Regions from separate parts of the Homo sapiens genome. Here region 2 is linked to region 1. The links are chromatin contacts, found by Hi-C or POLR2A ChIA-PET in ENCODE. All regions are on one chromosome and are shown on one strand. The core of a region is the stretch at or near the end of the contact, and the rest is flanking DNA. Distances in the headings are between cores, read along the strand shown.

Evidence for each region. A loop is a pair of places that touch in the nucleus more often than their neighbours do. ChIA-PET counts read pairs that join two places held with the same protein, here RNA polymerase II (POLR2A). Pooled maps may share reads with other maps.
Region 2: a map with no recorded cell type shows a loop between it and region 1 (2.1-fold over the local background). The contact joins two enhancer-like sites. A Hi-C loop is called at or near these places in 1 of 37 single-sample maps with no recorded cell type and 1 of 50 pooled maps. POLR2A ChIA-PET finds 5 or more read pairs at or near these places in 1 of 52 experiments (T-cell).

What each region holds. Positions count from the first base shown.
Region 1 is chr7:36,944,081-36,947,779 of GRCh38, reverse strand. All of the region lies in intron 16 of ELMO1 (engulfment and cell motility 1), which reads left to right. Among named protein-coding and RNA genes, the nearest start is that of MIR1200, 26 kb to the right of the region's middle. Within about 2 kb of position 1,664, at least 6 of the 41 ENCODE cell types and tissues checked have a DNase peak (open chromatin) inside an H3K27ac peak, as active enhancers do.
Region 2 is chr7:37,490,176-37,493,874 of GRCh38, reverse strand. No RefSeq gene overlaps it. Among named protein-coding and RNA genes, the nearest start is that of ELMO1, 43 kb to the right of the region's middle. Within about 2 kb of position 1,712, at least 2 of the 41 ENCODE cell types and tissues checked have a DNase peak (open chromatin) inside an H3K27ac peak, as active enhancers do.

The sequences.
Region 1 (3,699 bases), core at 415-2,914:
TGCTTCTAGGTCACTGGTCAGAGTTTGAGGAGGAAAGGAGCAAGAAATGCAGCAGGTGAGGTGAGCCAGGTCAGCTTAGGAAGGGCCTCGTATAAATTGCTGTGGAGTTCAGACTTTGACCCAAGGTTATTGAAGACCACAGAAATATTTTAGGCTAAGGAAAGACATGATCAGATCTGTGCTTTGGAAAGAAAACTCTTTGGACTGAAAAGATTAGGAGGCCAACGCCTGATCCAAGCAGGAGATAAACACCTGATCAACGTCATGGCCCAGATTGGGAATGTGGTCAGTACGTGTTTAAGATGTGGGATCAACAGGTTTGGGTGGTTGATAGGTTGTGATGGAGAGTGAGTTGGAAAATGAGAAACTGGGGATGATTTATTGGTGGGCAATAGTACCTGCAATTGAGATAGAGAATGTGAGAATAAGAGCACACCAGGAATATGGGAGAGATGAGCTCAGTGGATGAACTAGATGTGAAGTGCTTTGGGCACATCCAAATGGAGATACTGTCCTGCTCAAAGCTAGAAAGTGAATTAATACAGAAACAAAATCAAATACCGCATGTTCACCCTTATAAGTGAGAGCTAAACATTGGGTACACAGGGACATAAGAGTGGAAACAGTAGACACTGGGGACTCCCAAAGCAGAGAGGGAGCAGGGCAAGGTTGGAAAAACTACCTATTGGGTACTGTGCTCACTATTTGGGTGACGGGTTCAATAGAAGTCCAAACCTCAGCATTGTGCAGTATATCCATGTAGCAAACCTGCACGTGTACCCCCAAATCTAAAATAATTTTTAAAAAATAACAAAAAGATAAATTGACAATTAAAAAATAAATTAATTCATTGTGATTATTTTTAAATTTTGCTGAAGAGCCTATAGAGGAAAGGTGAGTGAGATGGGCTGGAGAAATTGGAGTCACAAGAATTAGATAAAACTGTTAAGTCATTTGAATAGATGATCTCACCGAGGAAGAAGGTGGGGAGTGAGAAGAGAAGAAGGGACCAGGACTGTGCATCTGCATTTAAGAGACAGGCAGGAGAAGATGAACTCCCAAAAGACTGAAGAGGATAATCAGAGAAGTAGAAGAGATGACTATTTTCAGTGAAAAATGGAGGATCTTGATGGTTTTAGAAGAAAGTGGGTTTTTAGGGAGAGCCCCCAACCCCTCATCCTTACCACAGATAACAATAGTCCTTTGGAAGGCACGGAGCAACACAAACACAGAGGTGGTTGCGGAACATGCCATTCTCATTTTAACTAAGGGTGGCTTTGAAGATTAAATTACAAAGAAGCAGTTGGGAGAATTCCAGTTTTGGGTCTTGACAACTCTTTGTCTTCATAGCATAGCATGAGGGTCCAGTGGCCACTTGGGCAACAGATGCACTTACCCTGTAACCATGAATACCACTCATTCTCTCACTTACTGGGAGGGGACTGTAGTCCTCATAGCTGCCCCCAGTCTCCCTTTCTAGTGATGGAAATTTCCTTTATTGACAGGGAAACAGCAGGCTAATGGCACAGATGAAATGTAAATTTTGACAGCCCCGACAGGTAAATATTGGCTTTGCACAAACAAGTTTCTATAAATAACCTGTCTGCTGCAGAAACGCCACAGATGGCAGCAGGGCTGCCCAAGTGTTGATTTTTCCCAGGGTGCTTGGTGCAGAAAAGCACAGCTGTCAGCTTTGCTGTTCCTGTTCCCAGCTCAGGCTACCTCTGCTGTGCCTGCAGACTGTCCACGTCCCATCCTCCTTTGGCAGGAGAGGCAGGGACAGGTGGAGATCAGTCATTTCAATAACCTACCTCCGATGCCTTTCATTCCAGGATTCCAAAGGAGTTTCTTAAAAATGTCACTTCCTTGGGTTCTACAGTCCAAAGTGGGAATCTGTCTGATCTGGGGATGTGTTCGCCCCTTTTAATTAAAGTTGGTCCAGTTGAAAAGAAAATTGGATGGAGTGAGATACAGTCACTCTAGACTGTGTGCCACATGGCCCTGTTGCTAAAAATAGTACCGTCAAGGACTCTGGGCAGTATGTCAGGCTATTATGTTAGCAGGCATGGACTCTGACTTAAGGGGAATGTGAGGGGTATGGAGCCACAGCAAGTCATCTCACTGGGGAAATTTGCCCGATTTAACCCCATCCAGGGAGCTAAGGGAAACACAGTGAGCCACTATTGGAAAAACAGAGGCATTCTTATTTTTCAACTATGCAACTAAGAGCCCATAACTCTAATAAAGCTGATTGAGGTAATGACATTCTAAATGATCGTTCTAGGGATTCCCGGAAAGCTTCGTGCTAAGTTAAATGCCCGTCACTGAGGCTGGGCTCCGGTTTGGGGTATGCCTGTACCTCCCTCCTTCCCTCCCTAATGTTTATTTTCTGCTCCAACTTCTTTCCTTAGGCTCATTGACTTAGTGCATTTGTATTGTAAGCCCTTTCAAAACCCTTGTGAAAGTAGAAAAGGAAGAAACCATATAAAAGTGAGTCAGAGGATTCTAGAAGGTACCTAAGATAGCAATAGTAACTTAAAAACTTATTTTATATCCTACAAAGGCTTTGAGAAAATGTATGACAATAATGGACCTTGTGCAATTAAACAATCATAATTGAAAATTAGGAAGAAAACAATGTTGAGAACTGGAATAGGAAATCACCTGTGAATAATGAAGTAATGATGGTACCACACCCAGAGCAAACTTGTGGCGTTTTCTTTAGCCTTATCCCCGGAGAGTAGAGCAAAGCTGCCGTGAGTCAGCAGGCGTTGGAAAGGACAGCAAATACACTTGCTATTGCCCTGGGTTCGCAGAGTGAATTCAGGACCCTTTATTCCCACTTCAAGGCAACCAGTCACTGCTAGCATAGGCTCCTTTGCTTTTCTGGTGGGGCAGCCCCTTCTAGCTCTAATTCTACATTAAGAAGGTGTACTAGTGTTTTAGAGCTTTGGGCCTTTTCTCCCAAATCTTGTCTCCATGTATGAGGGCCTATGTTTTCACTAAGGGCTGGGAACACTTCCTAGGCTGGGCTACATCCACTCCATTGTGCTTCCCAATTACTTTCTATACAACTGGCTTCCAGCAGGCAACAAATCAATGTCTGTGAAGTCCCGTTGACTTCAAGGAGCTCCGGTCATCAGAGAAACTGATCTCCTCATTGGGGAAGAGACCAGTGACATGCTTCATGAGTAAAATTACAGCTTGATATTCACCAGTAGAACTTAGCAAGATGCTCAGCAGAGAAAATAATGAATCATCTTTTGCTAAGCCTGTGAGAAGGATAGAAAATATTATACGGGAGGTCCCAGGAGTAGAGTGAAAATCATGTGGGCTTTGAAATCAAGCAGACTTTAGTTTGAATCGTGCACTCCTTCGTGTGAGCTGGTGGACTTTGGTCAAGTTTGAGTCTCTTTGAATCTCAACTTCTCCATTTTAAAAATACAGATGGTGATAATTGGATTCTCAGGATTGTCGTGCCCAAGAAGCAGCCTAGTGTCAGGTGGCAAGCAGGGATTCTGGAGCCACATTGCCAAGTTCAGATTCCTGCTCTGACATTTACTAGCTGAGTCATCTGCAGCAAATTACTTAGCCTTTCTATGTTCATGTCCTTATGTTTAAAATAGGGAAAGTTGCCATGAGGAATAGTTAATCTATGTAACGTTCTAAGATCACTGTGAAGCACATAAGAGCTGCATG
Region 2 (3,699 bases), core at 463-2,962, 550 kb before region 1:
AGGTGGTCGAATCGTGGGTAGTTGAGCTGTTGTTTCAAACAAATCTTTCTAATCTATTTTTACTTGTGGCTAGAATCACAACATTTATGGAAAAGCTTTGTGTGGCCCCTCAACTTATGTAACTCTTATGTATTTTATTTTTCATGTGCTACTAGCATATTTTCTTTAACAAAAATGTCTAAATGTGCTTCAGGGCTTTCATCTATCAAAAAGCATACCTGCATTATCACGTGTGTATATATGGATACATATAAACACATACGCATATAAACATATATACATGTGAGTGTGCGCTTATTATGAGGCAAGGTGACGAAGGGGCGCTCATTATTTTCCTTTGGGAAAAGGCTTTACTTGAATCTGTTTTCCTTGAGTTATTTTTATCACTTAATTATCTTTATCAAGGTCATTAAATGGAAAAAATGCTAACAAAAGAGGGCTAGTGGTACTTTACTAAGGAACAGTATAGGAGAGCTGTAACTGCTCGACTGTTCTCTTGGGCAAAGTTGGGGGAGTTGGTGAACAAAAGCAACAGTTTCCAAGAACAAACAATGGCATTCTCTGTGACCTGCAGCACAGCTGGCAACGCTGGGTTCTCAAACATTTAGGACCTATGCTAAATATTTCCTCCAGCCACGTCTAACCATGCCAACATCTCACACACATTGAAAAGTATTGCTTTTTCCTTTTGGTTTTAAACATTCCTTCTAATGAACAAAAACAGCATTTAATATTTTTAATTGAAGACTGGCTACAGTAGATTACAAATGTTACACCCAGGAAGGCATGAGCTCATTTCTCAAGACTTTGATCTGTAATTACAAAATACTCACCAGCTGTAAACTCTATGCAGGTCTTCCTAGCATGGTGTAGTCCCTGGTACATGGTAGGCCCACAGTAAACATTCCCAATGGACAGATTAACCAGTTACAAATCCACTTGTGGGTAGAGACTGAGTTTAGCACATACAAGGATAAGTCAGATCGTGTCCGGAATTGGTGGGTTCTTGGTCTCGCTGACTTCAAGAATGAAGCCGCAGACCCTCGCAGTGACTTTTACGGTTCATAAAGATGGCGCGTCCAGAGTTGTTCGTGTCTCCCGTCTGGAGTTGTTCCTCCCTCCCAGTGGGTTCCCAGTCTCGCTGGCTTCAGGAGTGGAACTGCAGACCTTCTCGGGGAGTGTTACAGCTCATAAAAGCCGCACAAACCCAAAGGGTGAACAGCAGCAAGATTTATTGCAAAGACTGAAACAACAAAGCTTCCACAGCCTGAAACGGAGACCCCAGCGGGTTGCCGCTGCTGGCTCCGTGACCTGACTTTATTCCCTTATTTGGCCCCACCCACATTCTGCCGATTGGTCCATTTTACAGAGAGCTGATTGGCTTACTGGGAGCTGATTGGTCCATTTTCACAGAGTGCTGATGGGAGCATTTACAAACCTGTAGCTAGACACAAAAGTTCTCCAAGTCCCCACCCATCCCAGAAGCACAGCTGGCTTCACCTCTCACTGGCACTACTTGTGAGACTTTGCAGCACCTAGCCCGGGCACTCCCGGAGCCCAGACGGAGCTTGTCCCAGAGAATCAAGAGGAAAAGAGGAGAAGCGAGAAAGAGAAGGAGACCTGCTATCCTGGCCAACATTCCCGCGAAGAGGGAACGGCGGTCCACGCACGGGATTGTCTCCAATCAAGCCCAGCAGGCGCCCCCCGGAACCCGCGCCAGCAGGCGAGCGCCGCGCGCAGCCCTGGCTCTAGCTCTGGCTCTGGCTCCGGCCCGCGCCTCTCCCTCCACACCTCCCGGCCAGCAGAGGGAGCCTTGGCCAGCCCCAGAGAGGGACCCCCGACAGCGCAGTGGCGGGCTGCAGGGCTGAGTGTGGCCAGAGCTGAGGCTGAGGCCAAGGAGGCGCCGATAGCGAGCGAGGGCTGCTAGCACTTTGTCACCTCTCAAAATCATGATATAAAGATGTTTTTATTTGTGTCCCCTACAGATTTCTTTACTCTTGTTTTCTCTCCTACATCTTGGAAAACACGTCACAGTGTATGAGGAACAAATGACAAGTTACACTATGCCTTCTCAAATCTTTTCTGAATTCATATTTCATCTTAATTGTAGAAAAAGTAAGACAGGTTCATTGTAGAAAAAAATAGACAAAGGAAGTATATTTTTTAAAATCCTCATAATCTCACTCCCCAGAAATAACAGCTATTAAAATGTTGTGGTTTTCCAGTTTTTTCTATTTTTTTGGCTTTAAATTATATCTATGTTCACATATTGAAATGATATACATATAATTTCATATTTTGCTTTTTAAATTTAATGATGTTTCTTAAACGTACACCATGTCAATTAAAACTTCTTTAAAAAAAAAAACATAATTTTAGGCCGGGCATGGTGGATCACGCCTGTAATCCCAGCACTTTAGGAGGTCAAGGCGGGCAGATTACCTTAGGTCAGGAGTTCAAGACCAGCTTGGCCAACATGGGGAAACCACATCTACTACTGTGCTGGGCGTGGTGGCGTGCACCTGTAATCCCAGCTACTTAGGAGGCTGAGGCTGAGGCAGGAGAACTGCATGAACCTGGGAAGCGGAGGTTGCAGTATGCCAAGATAGCGCCATTGCACTCCAGCCTGGGCGACAAGAGTGAAACTCCATGTCAAAAACAAATAAACATAATTTTAATAGCCATGTTGTGTTCTGCTATAGATATGCCCAATAATCAATTTATCTATTGTTGAACATTTACATTATTTGAAATTTATCTTTATGGCCATCTTTATATATAATATTTAAGCATATAATGTTAGTGATTTTCTAGGAAACTTTCTTAACAGTTTCCTAGAAATAGACTTGAATATTTTTAAGGCTTTTGATTAAGTATTGTCACATCACCTTCTAGTGTTGCTACAGTTTGTGGATTAAGGTCTACCAGCATTGTTTGATAACTGTAAGAGTAGCCGACAGCAACTATCTTTTTTTCTTTTCTTTCTTTTCTTTTTTTTTTTTTTCATGTCTTATGGCCAGGCACTATGCAGCTATGCTAAATGTTTTATTTGTGTTATCTCATTTAATTTTATTCATAACAATATGAAATAGGCATTCTTTATATTCATTTTACAGATAAGAAACTGAGGCAGGGACAGGTTATGTAATTTTCTCCCAAGGTCGTACAATCAAGTTGTAGACACATGATTTAACTCCAGAGCCCTAGTCCTCACTGTGCTGAAAGAATCTGTCAGCATTGAAAAGTTCAGTATATATCCAGTATTTTAAATTTTTGCTAATTTGATAGAAAAAAAGACTCTCATTTTTGTTTTATAAGTTCATTAATATTAGCTCCTTTATGTGCTTTCCTGATATAGTTATTAGCCAGTTGTGTTTCTTCTAATGTGAATCATCTGTTTCCATCATTTGCCATTTAGTAACTCTTATTATATAAACTTGTCAAACATTAAAAATTTTCATCCTTTGTGCCTATTGGTAGCTAAATATTGTTCTTGTTTGGCATTTAATTGTATTTATGTTTTGAACACGTGAAATCTCTTCATTTCTATGCAAATATATTGACATTTCTCTTTGAGTGTTTTCATCCTCTGAAAGTCATCCCATATCTAGAGATCAGATCAATATTAAATTTTCTGCTAAACACTGTCTTTCCCTGTGTTGATCAATCTACTTTACCCAGAAAGTCTTGCTGACAGCC